3 separate regions of the Mus musculus genome follow, and all the other regions are linked to region 1. Evidence: chromatin contacts called from ENCODE Hi-C or POLR2A ChIA-PET data. All regions are on one chromosome and are shown on one strand. The core of a region is the stretch at or near the end of the contact, and the rest is flanking DNA. Distances in the headings are between cores, read along the strand shown.

Evidence for each region. Hi-C counts contacts between places; a loop is a spot of excess contacts on that map. ChIA-PET counts read pairs that join two places held with the same protein, here RNA polymerase II (POLR2A).
Region 2: POLR2A ChIA-PET joins it to region 1 with 18 read pairs in embryonic stem cell. The contact joins the promoter of Rps6kb1 here to the promoter of Cltc in region 1. POLR2A ChIA-PET finds 5 or more read pairs at or near these places in 4 of 5 experiments (Patski and embryonic stem cell).
Region 3: a map of left cerebral cortex shows a loop between it and region 1 (2.5-fold over the local background). The contact joins the enhancer-like site here to the promoter of Cltc in region 1. A Hi-C loop is called at or near these places in 1 of 37 maps with a recorded cell type or tissue (left cerebral cortex). POLR2A ChIA-PET finds 5 or more read pairs at or near these places in 1 of 5 experiments (Patski).

The regions. Positions count from the first base shown.
Region 1 is chr11:86,755,725-86,760,235 of GRCm38, forward strand. It overlaps Cltc (clathrin, heavy polypeptide (Hc)), which reads right to left and starts at 1,843. Exons shown (of 32, transcript NM_001003908.2): 1 at 1,524-1,843. The coding sequence starts at 1,565. It overlaps Gm42085 (a long non-coding RNA gene), which reads left to right and starts at 1,989. Exons shown (of 3, transcript XR_880101.3): 1 at 1,989-2,152.
Region 2 is chr11:86,543,007-86,547,517 of GRCm38, forward strand. It overlaps Rps6kb1 (ribosomal protein S6 kinase, polypeptide 1), which reads right to left and starts at 1,801. Exons shown (of 15, transcript NM_001114334.2): 1 at 1,560-1,801. The coding sequence starts at 1,700. Tubd1 (tubulin, delta 1) reads left to right here and starts at 1,985. Exons shown (of 9, transcript NM_019756.3): 1 at 1,985-2,224.
Region 3 is chr11:86,942,487-86,946,997 of GRCm38, forward strand. Ypel2 (yippee like 2) reads right to left here. Exons shown (of 5, transcript NM_001005341.3): 3 at 3,447-3,490; 4 at 2,087-2,195. Among named protein-coding and RNA genes, the nearest start is that of Gm51915, 38 kb to the right of the region's middle. Within about 2 kb of position 2,193, at least 2 of the 3 ENCODE cell types and tissues checked have a DNase peak (open chromatin) inside an H3K27ac peak, as active enhancers do; they include left cerebral cortex, where a contact is called at or near this core.

The DNA of each region.
Region 1 (4,511 bases), core at 593-3,092:
CTCTGTCAGCATTGTCACTTGACATTTTTCAGACCTTTACAAAATAGAGATCTTATTGCCAAAATCAGATGAATTATTTGAAAACTAGTGATGACTGAAGAAAATGTATTCAAGTCATTTAATGGGCAAAGAAGTCCTAAAGTAAAATAATTCGTTAATGTTAGCAACACGGTAAAGTCTATAAAGAAATATTTAATTATTTTACTTGGTGCTAAATTTTAGTTAACCCTCTTTATTATCAAACATCTTTTATGTATATCAATGAAGAAAAGTAAATCAGATTGCCTTCAATGATAAAGCACTCAATAAGTTACCAATATTTGAACTGGATCACTGCACCTCCCCCTCATGAAATTAGCCCTTCAGAAGATGCAGCTGAAAGCAGATTTCTTTATGGGGATACTTGAGGGAAAGTAAATTAATATGAATAAATTATGATGTCAAAGAGTCGGGACAAGTGAACCAGGAAAATCAGCAGTTCAGAAGAAGCGTAATTCAGCGAAGCCCTCCAACAGTCACCTGCCTAGGCCAACTGCTGGCAGGTTGCCAGGTTAGACAATGGTGTATTGACTCCAGGATAAGGTGCAGTGGGGGGCGGAGGGGGGACGCCCCAGACTATTAAAAAGGAGCCAGTTACAGATCAACTTGTTAGGTACTGACACAGAGCAGGTATGCACTTAAACCCGGCTCTGATGAATTCCACGCAGTCCTGTGAGACATACTCCTGCCGTAATCCCACAACTACCTGCTAAATTCCAAAAGGCCATAAATAACCTCTAAATAACTCTCCCTACCTGCAAGAATCAAAGTGAGCCTAAGAGCTACACTAACCCTCTGAAGAAACCAAGAAAGGAAAAATATGCGCGTTCCCCTTGGGACCTTGACCCCAGGCACCGAGACTGACACCGCCCCTTGCCGCCCCTCTATCTTCTTTCTGTTCCTTCAGTGAGTGTGACCTTCGGTTCCTTATAGATTCAGGGAAGGCAAGCCACGAGCCACTGCTACCCTAACCCCAAGGTGCCTTTCTCAGTGGTGAGCTGCAGAGGGAGGATGCAGCTCCTCCCCAACCCACCCGCCACACAATTCCTGGGTGCAGACTCGATGTAGAAATGGGAATAGACCAAGGGAAGGTGACAGCCCCGCGTCGCTCAGGGTTAACGAGAAATCTTGCTCTGGGAGAAACGCGCGAGAAGCTCCCCCACCTAGCCCCTACCCAAATGAATGAACTGAGTAAAATGGGAAGGGGGGTCTGGTATGCGCAGTTCTTGCAATCCAGGAAGCAGAATAAGAGGTCGTCAGACGTAAGGCCTGGCCTCGCCGCCCTTTGCACTCCGATTCGTCATTTCCATCCTAGTCTCATATCATTTAACCCTTTAAGCTTTTAAGACACTGTCCTTCCTCCACCTATGCCAAATACCGACACCCCCCACTCCCCTTCTCTCGATCCCTTTCGGGCCAGGCCGCTAGCTTCTTCCTTCCCACGACCCTCGAAAAGTCCCTCAGCAGCCCCGACTCACACGTACCTGGAGATGCTCCTGAAAGCGAATGGGCAGAATCTGGGCCATGGCGCTGTCGGGGAGTATGGTCTCCTCCTGTCACTGGGGCTGCAGGGCAGTGCCTGCCCGGGCTCTCCAAGGGAGAGGAGGAGACGGGGAAGGGGAGGGGAGGCTGGGCTCAGAGGGATACTCTCCGGGGACGCAGGGAACTGGCAGGCAGACGAGAGAGCTTGGGTCGGGGGCGGAGGCTCCAGGGGCCGGGAGAGCCGCAATGGCGGAACCGGGAGCAGCGCAGACTCCGGAAACGGCTGAGCCCTGCGGAAGGATCCCGAGGCAGAACTCCGCCCAGTCTCCTCACGCCGTCCGCCTTATGTAGCCTTCCACAGACGCCGCGCCGCGGTCGGGCGTAGGGATTCAGGGACGCAGTGCGCGGAGCGCTCTTCGCTGATGCGGCTGCGGGGAAACAGAGGAACCGAGGGACTACTTTTTCTAGACTCATCACTTTCCCCAGGCTCCGGTTTCTCCCTTCTCCCCTCCCCCCTCCCACTTTTTTTTTTTTTTAACATTTTGCCACATCATGCGACTCGGGGCGAACTACGTCATTTCCGTAGGCGCTGTAAGACCCACCCACGCACTTCCCGGTGCACGTGATGCGGGTAGGGAAGGGTCGGTTGAAGGCTGCCAGAGTGGAGGGCGAGAGGCAAGATACTGGCCGCTGCTCCTGGGGAGGAGGTGGCGGTTGAGCCCCCTGCCGGCGTGGCGGCCTGGGCGTGAGGACACCGAGTGCCTGAGGAGAAGGCCGCGGCGTGGGTGCCGCGGTGACTAAGGGAAACGGCCCCGCCGCAGAGCTCCTCGGGCGGCTGGCTGCGGCGCGCCTCCCCCGCCTGGTTTCGCGCAGTGGGTGGTTGCTGACACCTCAGGGAGGGGGACCGTACTGAGCTGCAAGCTTCCTTGCCCTGACGCACGCCCTTCTGACGCCAGGAGAGCCGGATGGCTCCTCGAGATCCTCAGATAAACCATCTCAAAGGACAGGGAAGGCCATGGGAGAAGAATCTCCTGCTGGCCCCTGGAGAGCGCTTCCGCGGACATTTTGGTGGACTTAGATCAGCCTAGTGTAGAGATCAGTTTGGCCTTCGAGAACTGGAGGGTTCGGCCACAGGAAAAAGCTTAAAAGATGTAGATCAAAGGATGGCTAGGGAAAGAAACCTCAGGGGCTGTCTTGGAGCTGAGGGATTGACTGTTAGTCATACATGGTAGTAGGACCATTACCTGTAGTTACAGGGTGGGCGATGTAATAAGCCCTTCAAAACCGGAGCACCTTGCCTTCCTACAGCAGTAAGCTATCTGCAGCATTCATTAGCGATTAATAGCCGCCCCAGAGCTCTTGCTAAAGTGTAAGGTGTAATGTCTCACAATAGCACCAATATAAGGAAGATTTAGAGAGTTCATTTCCACATAGTTCGTCTTAATCCCCCTGAAAGTTCTTGAGGAAATTACTTTCAATGCCCCTTTCAACCTAAAGAACATAAGACAACCACTGGGTGTACAATAATTTTGCGTAAGCGGTTTTGCTTAGAGAAATCTGCTTAGTCATTTCAGTTGCGTTTAGTATTCCCCCCAAATACTGCCTTTCATATCTGGGCTGAGAGGAGAACCAGGCAAGTGAGAAGGCAGACAACAGACCCTTGAAGAAGAGCCTTGCCACCATATTTAGGATGTTTTGTGTTTACATAATTTCACTTAAGCACTTGAATGTGCCCTGTCCTGCAATGTTTGAAAAGATTGTTTTCATAAGACTTTGTCCTTTTCTAGAGGTGGGCAAATTTTAAATTAAAATCCTAAGGGAGTTACTGTTTTATTACAGAAATGTCAGTAGCTTAATAGAATTGCACTTTCAATCTCAGAATTTGGGATGTAAGAGCTTCACCATGAACAGATCACCACATTTCAATTTATTGACAAGGGCCTTGTATTTTCATACAGACCCTGCATGAAAGGACATTTCAAATCCCCAGAGCAGTTGATTTTACTTCCTTGGTGTGGAATACCTAACCAAAAAGTGCGCTGAGACTGCTTTGTCATCACACATAGAAATTTCAAGAATGAGTTGTTTTCAGAAATCATTTAGAAAGAAGAAAAGTAGATGGTGATATCCCAAATCATTCTGCTTATTAATAGGACTGCTGCCTTGCCTGCCAGATTCTCCTCTCAGCCTAAATATGAAAGGCAGTATTGGAGAAAAACAGTAAAAGCAACTAAAATGACTAAGCAGATTTCACTCAGCAAAGGCACCTTAAACAGTTAATGCCCCCCCCCCTTTTTTTTTCCAAGAGAAAAATAGTGTAAATGATAATGCTACCCAATGCTGGGGACACTGTGGTGCTCACCTGTGATCCTCACACTGGAGGGTTCTGAGGCAGGAAGATCTAGAGTTCCACATAGCAGGACCTTGTTCCCCCAAACTAGAACAGCTCCAAACTGGCATGCCTCTTAAAGATCAGTAATTTGCTGTAATAAAAGATGATTATAATGAGATTGTGCTGGCTAAATTTCCAGCAGGACAGAGACAGGGGAAAGGACAGTTCCTGGTTTAGAAATCCCAAACACAGTAATCCCAGCATTCGGGAGGCAGAGGCAGGCGGATCTCTGAGGCCAGCCGGGTCTACAGAGTGAGTTCCAGGACAGTCAGGGCTACACAGAGAAACCCTATCATGTAAAACCAAAAAGAAAAAAGAAATCCCAAACACTGAGGCACTAAGTTTTCTAAGCTATACCTAAAAGGCGTGGTTTTAAGCACTACCTTAAAATAGATAACCTGATAAGCTCTAAAACAAATCCTGCTATCCTGTGTAAGTAACTTTTTTATCCAAACAGACTGCTGCAAAGGATGAGTCATCACCCTGGCTTTTAGTTTGCCCTGTTTTAGTAAAAGAGGTCATGTACTAAATGGTCAAGGTATGAATTTGAAGCTATTTTTACAGAGTTATCAACAGCAGGCCCTTATATAGTAAGCGC
Region 2 (4,511 bases), core at 551-3,050, 210 kb before region 1:
AACTAATCACAGTACTCACAGAAGTGCTCCTTACCAGTTTTCTCTCTGGCTCTACTCCAAAACCACTGCCATATGGAACCAATATAACTGAACAGTGGATCACATTTATAATTAAAGTAATCCTGTGTGTGCTTCAAATTTAGAACTCACCACATCTGATTAAAAGGCTAAGTGGAATTCCACATGAAAACATGAAATTAAAAAGTGCGTGTAATACCCACATTTAGAACTCTGAAATTCTAACTGAGACTCACTTGATTATGAAAAGAATAATCTATGTGGGCCCACTTAATTTCCTAAAGTGTTCAAAGTCCTTTATACATAGCATTTCAATAGTTTGCCAGAAGGGCACAATTTATTCACTAAAGGAAAACTGGGGGTGAGAAGGAGACCCCATGTAAATACAGCAACTATCTAACATCAGCCATAAACCCATATTCTTCTACAGATGACTTAAAGACATTTAAAGTCACTAGGAGGTTATTACTGATGACATTTGTCCAAGATTGGTTATTTAGTTTGATGTATTTTTTTAACCCTTGGTGTAAAATATGTACGTTTCAGTAAGTATTACTGTAGAAAAAATGGTATACATAAATAACAAACTACTAGGACAGCAAAGGTAAAGCCAAGATGTGCACTAGAAAAGCGACTCTAAATTTAAACTTCAGCAAGGAAAACCCTCACACCACTATTCACAAGTCTCGGTTCAAGCAATTTATTTTTGGCGAGACAAATCACAGCTGTCAACGCTTTTTTTCCCACCCTACAATTACATAAATTATTCTGAAAAAAAAATATAGACATCTTCAACTTGAAGGGAATTAACTTACAAATGCCGTGTGTCGTTATGAATGGGGGTTTTTTTTTCCTTTAAAAAGTCACACGGAAGGGGGGTTAAAAATAAAAGGCAAACAAACAAACCCTGGAAGATGCAGCAGAGCCCCCTTGCTCCCGAAATAAAACTCCTGGTGGCTGTCACAGCAGTGCTACTCCCGACAGAAGTTTTCAGCTGTCACTTCTAACAGCTGAGCGCTTCCTAGGAGAGAAGCGACAGGCCGAGAAGAGAGGTGGTTGTGGGGAGTCTGAAGATTTAAGGCTTGCAATCTTACACTCCACAGGGAAACCCTTCCGCATCTCACCTGCACTAAGGGGGACACCCCAACAAGATCGGCCCTCCCCACCCCCAGCACACGCTCACACCACCCGGGCCGCACTCAAGCCCCACAGCTCCAGAAGCCGACCGCGCGCCTTTTCTCCTCGGCGCTCCAGAAACACATTGCTCCGGGGCAGCGCTCAGCTAGGGATCAGGGCGAGCCCTGCACCTGCGCGCCCCGCAGAGGCCTCACACCTAGGGCCAGGTCCGTCCGCCCGCCCGCCCGCTCCCCGACTCGGCCGCGCGGCGCCTCAGCTCCTCCCGGAGACCGCTCGCGTCCCCCCCGGGTCTCCACGCCCTCGGGCACACCAGGCTTCCCGGGCCCACGCCGCCACCCCGGCCCTGTCACCTCGCCGCTGCCCCCCCACCCCGCCGCCCATACCCCGGGGACCCCGGGCCTCACCCCCTCCTCCAGCTCATCCTCAGAGCCTGCATCTTCTGGCTGGTCCAGGTCTATGTCAAACACTCCTGCCATGTCCTCAGCTTCCCTGTGTCGGAAGTCAGGCGCTAGGTAAAAGCCGTCCCGCCTCCGTCGTCGCCTCATGGGCCCGGACCCGCCGCAGACTCCACGGCTGCTGCCGCCATCACCGGCTGCTTAAGCTCAATGCGTCTGCGCCTAGGCCCCAGACTGGCTCCTCAAGTTCAGCTCCGGCGCATGCGTACAAAGTCTTCTGAAGCCATACAGTGGGCAGCGGACATGCGTAGCATTAGCTCCCGGGGCCAGGTACTGGCAGGAGCATGCGCAGAACACCGTCCGAAGCCAAGCCGGGAAAGTACAGCTTGCGCGTTTCTGTCTAAGGCGTTTGCCGGACACGGAGCATGCGTACCATATCTGAAGTTGATAAATTGAAATTGAACATGCGTGATTAGCCTTCCTAAATAGAAGAAGGGAAACGAGGGTCGAAAAAAGACAAGCCCTCAGCAGAGCTCTTCGCATAAGGAGCGAGCGCATTTATTTGTTCTAAGTAGTTTTTTTTTTTAAAGTATTGAAAGTGAGCATGCGCGTAGTGAGAGGGTTGGTCTTCTGAAGTTTGAACCGAACTGAAACTGCCGGTCGCAGAGCTGTCAGTGAGTGTGGGGTTACCGGGGAGCTGATAGGGAAGAAAGGCAAAGAGAGACTCTTGTCTTTGCTATTTGCTAATTCAGTGGCTTGGAAAAGTTACATAACCCTTCGGTAACTCAATTTCCTTAACTGTAAAGTGAGAATAGAATTACCTACAATGCAGTCTTAGACGTTAAGTTGAAAATCTGGTTCACAAGCCTCTGCTCCTTTCCGGGGCTACATAGACTTGATGTGAAGCACTTATCAAAAATACTCTTTTTAAAATAGTCCCTGTTCTCCGAGAGGCTGAGGCAGAAGGATCATGTGTTTCAAGTCAGCCCAGACTAATTAGACAGTTTCAGGCGTAACTGGGCTACATAGAGAGATGTTGTCTAAAAACAAACAACGTCGTTTAAAAATAATAAAGATTTAGTTTCATATTTTATCTGGTCTTTCTCTAAGCTCCAACTTTGTTTTTCTTTCTTTTCTTTCCGAGACACGATCTCGCTATGTAGCTCTGGCTGTCCTGGAACGCACTGTGTAGGTGCAAACTCACAGAGATCGGTCTGCCTCAGCCTCCCAAGTGTTGTTGGGTTGAAAGGCTTGCACCACTATGCCTGGATCCAACTTTATGCTAGTTGGTTTGGTTTTTGGTTTTCAGAGACAGGATTTCTTTATGTGGCCCTGGCTGTCCTGGAACTCTCTGTGTCCTCAAACTCAGAGATCTGCCTACCTCTGTCTCTTGAGTACTGGAATTAAAGGTATAGCCACCATGACTGGGCTTATTGATCTTAACTGTGCTTTCCGGGCCAGAAGACGGTTGGTGAGAAAACAGAAAATTAATGTTATTGAATGTTCTATTGTTGAGCTAACTTCTGATGTCCATGTAGTGTGAAATGTATACAAAGAATTCCTTCAGGATCATATTTCCTTTAGATTATTTATGTGTGTGAGTATATATGCACATGTGTGTGAATGTGAGCACTTATGCAAATGCACAGGAGATGAGGGCATCCAGCTCTCTCTCTCTCTCTCCCTCTCTCTCTCTCTCTCTCTGAACTTGGGGCTGAGTTTTCTCAACCAAGTGGAAGCTATCCACAGTGGTCCTTCTGTCCGCACTGGACTTGCCTCTGTAACTACAGGCCTGCACAGGACTCCTGGCTTGCTATGTGGGTGCTGCTTCTAGGCTCCGGTCCCCGTGGCTACACAGCCCCCACAACCAACACTTTTGTTATGGTTTATTTGTTTTCTTTTAAAAGTGTACTTGGGACAACAGTGAATGTGAATCATATTTTGGAAACCATTGAATTGTATGTGAATGAATTTGGGCCAGTGAACCCTAAATCCCCCAAATTATAGAGTGAGGGAATTTCTTGAAATGACTAGATTCTTAGATGGGGACAGGAAATTTGAGGAAAAAGGTGTGTTATTCCAAAATTTCACTGAGGTCTCACCATCTGAGAATCGGGATTCTAGTTCAGAGGACTGGGGAAGATGGCTCAGGGACAAAGTACTCGCAATGCAAGCCTGAGGGTCTGAATATGAATCTCCAGAACCCATGTTAAACCAGATGTGTTAGCACATCCCAACACTCCTATGGAAAGATGGGGAGTGGAGACAGGATATTCCCTAGAATCATGGGTCAGCTAGTCTAATGCACAGCTGCAAACAACAGAAGAGAGGCCCATCTTCAGACCTGGTAGAAAGCAAGGACCACACACATACATACACACAAAATTTTCTGTGAAAGTTGCCTATTAGAGACAACATTTCTTTTTTTGTTTGGTTGGTTTTGTTTTGTTTTGTTTTTTTCGAGACAGGGTTTCTCTGTAGTCCTGGCTCTCCTGGGAACTCACTCTGTAGACCAGGCTGCCCTCGAACTCAGAAATCCGCCTGCCTCTGCCTCCCAAGTGCTGGGATTAAAGGCATGTGCCACCATGCCCGGCAACATTTCTTTTATATAGGGCTATTTCAAATAAGAACATTAAAATAGTAATGAGCCATGCTTATGGCCTAAGAGTATATGATTTCTTACTCTGTTTGCAGATATAAGCCTGCAGTTTTCTAGGATGCTCTTGAACAAGCCATAAGCTCCATTTACAGAAAAACATGTTATAACTCCCTTGCTGCAACCTTTGTGCTATTTGGTTTTACCTTGTCAGCCTGTTGACCTCCCCAGTACACTCTAGGAAACACTTTGTAATTATACACACACACACATGCGCACACACACACAAGAGGGAAAGAAAAACATGTCTCTTGGAAAGTCTTTGAACAATATAATGTCAAGACAATAAAATCAGGCTGGAGAGA
Region 3 (4,511 bases), core at 943-3,442, 190 kb after region 1:
CTATGGATTCAGCAGCTATGGATTCAGCAGATTTTCCTGTGCACTCTGTCTGTCTGTCTGTCTGTCTGTCTGTGCTATAATTTGAGAATAAGACCTGTTGTGCCTGTGTTTAGGGCAGAAATGAAGAAGAGTAAGAATACTAGGGTGAGTTTTCCTCCGGTATCAAGGGGCATTCCTATAATCCCAGCACTGGGAAACAGGCAGGAGGAAGGAGTACAGCCTGGGCTACATAGTGAGTTCCCAGCATCCTGTGATACGAGGTTTTCTTATTAAATAGAAGAAATGCAAAGTGGATCACCTGCCCACCGGCATCCGTGATGGTGGCTCTGAACTCCAGCAGGAAGTCAATAATCTGGGTCAGTCTCTGGAACCGCTCACTTAACTAACCGATTAGCTACTCAGTGTCTCAACCTATGGGTCACAACCTCTTGGGCAAACCTCAGTCTTCAAAAATATTGGCATCATCATTCATACCGGTAGCAAAATTACAGTTATAAAGTAGCAACAGAAACAACTTTGTGGTTGGGGGGTCACCACACCATGAGGAATTGTACTAAAGGGTCACAGCATTAGGAAGGTTGAGAGCCACTGCACTGTAGGGTTGTTCTGTAGGTTCATAAAAATACCAAGACAAAGGAACAGAACAGAGTTGGGTACACCAAGGCGATCAATACAAGCCATCGGATGCTTCCCCGATGTCCTGCCCATCATCACGATAGGGAGTGGATCGCCATCTTTTTTCCTCTCCTGATGCCAGGGTCAAGTTCAGGGCTTCTAGGCAAGTGCTTCCTACAGTACTCACTCCCAGTAAGTTTATAGTCAACAGCTTTTTATAAAATTGTCAGATCACCAAACCCGAACCTCAAGCAACAAATGAAACCAGCCTACTCAGGGTTATCTCTTCCTCTAACCCAACATCTCAATGGATGAAGGAGTTCTAGGATCAACAGCAGAACTGTGATCATGTGGTGGTGCGTTCCTGTAACAACTGCTCGTGGCGGGCTGAAGAAAAGGACCCAACTTTCAGGACAATCTGTCCCTTGGCAAGACCTAACATCACCGCCACCACACGGCCCCATTGCTCCTTAATTTATTTCCCTGTAATAAACTTTATTATATCTTTTAAGAGATTTTATTAGTTCCCCAGAGAGGCCAAGCTCCTCCTGCCACCTCCTCCAAAATACAAAAATCACAGGCTTGTACCGCAATGCACAGGTGACATTGAATTGCTTAGCACTGAAAAGGCTGAGCGTGAGGGCATAAAGCCAGCTAAGAGACAGAGCCCGTTGGAGCCTCATTCTGCTGCTTAGACGGCATGCAAAAACTAGCTGGTAACTGTGGAAGCACTGATCATACTTTTGTAGAGACCCAAGCCCAGCTAACATACTCAGACAGTTCTGTATTTTGTTAGTTGTCTGTCTGTCTGTCTCTGTTACTTCATTGAAACAGGGTCTCATGTGATCCATCTGGGTCTGTCATCTACCTGCTTTAATCTTTTAAGTGCACGGATTGTAAGTGTATAGGACCATGTTTGGATAGCTAGTGTTTCTTATTTTTGTGTATATGTATATACTTGTTGGTGTGTGCATGTGTGTGTTTGTGTGTGTGAGAGAGAAAGAGAAAATGAAGATGTGTTAGGCAGAGGATAGTGTCAAGTGTCTTCCTGAGTTACCTTTTTGAGTGCCTCCCATTGAATCAGGAGCTCCCCCACTGGCTGCACAGGCTGCCTCGGGGATTCTCCGAGTCTATGCCTACCCAGTTCTGGGATTACAAGCATGTATTGCTGCACCCAGCTTTTCCCAAGGGTCCTGGGTATCAGAACTCAACAAGTCCTCATGTTTATGGACAAGCAGTTTGCTGACTGAGCCGTCTTCCCAGGGTTGTTACAGTCAGCTTTCAGGAGATGCTTTAAGGCCCTGCTAATAATTGTACTCGTGCGCTCCCACGGAAGTGTTTCCAGGCCAGGTGAAGGGATGAACAGGATTACCTTTCTTACAAAGGTACGAGCCCCCAGGGCTGAGGGCAGCCCTTGGAAGAAAGCATCCCTTACCCAGGAGGCCCTCCCTCCCAGGCTCGTTGTACTTACATATTTCCAGCCCAAAGTGGTTTTGCAGTTTTCACAGTAAATGTCTGCAACGGCATGTAGTCCTGTTAGCAACACCCGCTCTTCTGCAGGCCCACAGCCCACATTAACTCTGTGCCAAAGACAGAAAGAGAGCGAGCGGGTGGTTAGTCAGAAGGATAAACAGCCATTAGTCATTCAAGCTGAGCTCCTGGCAAAAACCGACTGGACAGGCCTACTCCCAGGGAAGCCTACAGGGAGAAGGAACTGGTCTAAAACTGAAATGAGAAACATCCATCGCCTCAAAGGTAACCACATGGAAATGTCTCCGTGGGAATAAATCCTGCATCTGCAAGATTCAGTTCTGTGGGTTGACCAAAATAGCTCTGGATGACAGTTTGCTTAGGATTTAAATTTTCTGACACTAATTTATAATCTTGTAACTAAAAGAAAACTCACGTTACATTTACTTGTTGGGTGGATACATGCATGCTGTGGTGCCTTCATGGAGGCAAGGACAGCTTTGGGAATGGGTTCTTTCCTCCTACAGTAAGCTTAGCTTTCAAGCGACCCAACTGTGTTGTCAGGCTTGGCAGCACGGCCTTGGCCATCTCTTCCCCCCTGGTCTTGTAATTGAAAGGGAGGCTCAGCCTCGAGATGGTTGCACAGGGGTTACAGAGGATTGCCTAAGACAGTGAACAAGACCATGTGTTTCCGTCTGTATCATCAGGGTGAGTGACCCTTGAGTATCTATCACACCTGCTTTACAGAACACCTGCTCCAAGGAATGAGCTACATTTCCTTTCACAGTTTATCAGATGTCTGCGAGCTTTTGTCTTCCTAGCCAAGTCAGAGGCTGAATCCCGTGACAGGCTGTGTCGACATCCTCTGCAGAAGGGACGAGGCTCTTCCTAAGCCTTGCCCCTAACATAAGTTCGTTCGTTCTTTCTTTCCTCTCTCTTTCTTCCTTCCTTCCTTTTTCCTTCCTTCCTTTCTCTCTCTCTTTCTCATTCTCTCTCTCTCTCTCACATACACCCTCACACACACACACACACACACACACACACACACACACACACTCACACACACCGTCACAAATCTCAGGTCTGGCTGACCTCCACGATGAAGGTCTATCAGAGACCCCTCTAAGTTTTCCCTGTGCTGGGGATACTGCAGCGAGTACCATTAGTTTTAGTTGGAGATGATGCCAACCAAATTTCCCCTAAGGTAACTGACTACCAGTGGTTAATGGGAATGCCCCTAGGGATTTTATTATTACTAATATTACTAAGGCAGAGAGAGGTCATTGATGAATCAGAGGAGTGCTTGCCCCGCCCCTCGAGACTTGCACCCAATAAACAGGTACCCAGTCAGAAACACTCACACTGAGTTGAAGAGGTAGGCTCGCCCTTGACTTCCCTGGAAGGACTGAAATACAAGAAGACAAATCAATAGTTAGACATCCATGTTACTTATTTGGGAAACCGACCCCAAATCGCAACCAACCTGACTGCCCATGCAGAAGGGAGCATGCGGCCAGCAAGAGCTCTAGCTGGCAGGTGGCATGGGGCAGGAGGTGGTGAAGACAGAATAAACAGTTCAGAGATGAAGGCAGCCCACACACTCGGGCTATTTTTACCAGCTCAGGTGACTTGATGGACAGGGGTACAGATGACAAGAGAGTAGCCAGGCTGGTGTGATGGTGCAGTGTGTAACACCAGCACTCGGGAAGCTATGGCAAGCCTGGGACACACTGACAAAGTTGATCTTTATTTAACAACAGAACTGCAAGTAATTAAATACCCCTCCGTTCTTCACGTTGCCCGACAAGGAATTCACTGGGAGAATTAATCTGCACGGATGTCACACACAGTGGCCTCTCACACACAGTGGCTAGGCATGGAAAGCCAGTACAGACCCTTTGGTTTGCCCTCTTCTTACTTGGACCCCAGCACAAGAGCCTGCACTCATCATTTGCCTTGCTCCTGGCCCCTCAGCAGTTCCAGTCCTAAGTGGGGATTCCAGGGCTCCTCTTCTGCTGTGTACGTGATCTCAATGATGCCCAATGGGCAGAAGTCTCATTTCACCCTCTAGCTTGGCCTGCCTTCTGGCTTGCCAGTGACAGACAGAGGTGACAGAAAGAAGCCAGGGCTTACCATGCAATCTGGCATCTCCCTCCATTAGCACAGGTTTCCCTCCTCTGGTCTCAATGAGCTGTCTGGCCGACATGCTCTGCCTTGCTGCTTGCATTTTTAATGTGGTGTGACAATGGTATCCCAATTTAACTTCCTAGTCAGCTCTGGGGGGTTGCGGGGTGGGGGTGGGGGGACCAGCATAAAAACAGACACGGAAACAAGGAACTCTGAAGAAATCTGGGGTGTGGAGCTGACAGATGACTAAAAGCACCAGATGGGGCTCTGAGCACTGTGCCTAGACAGCCATTCTGTCA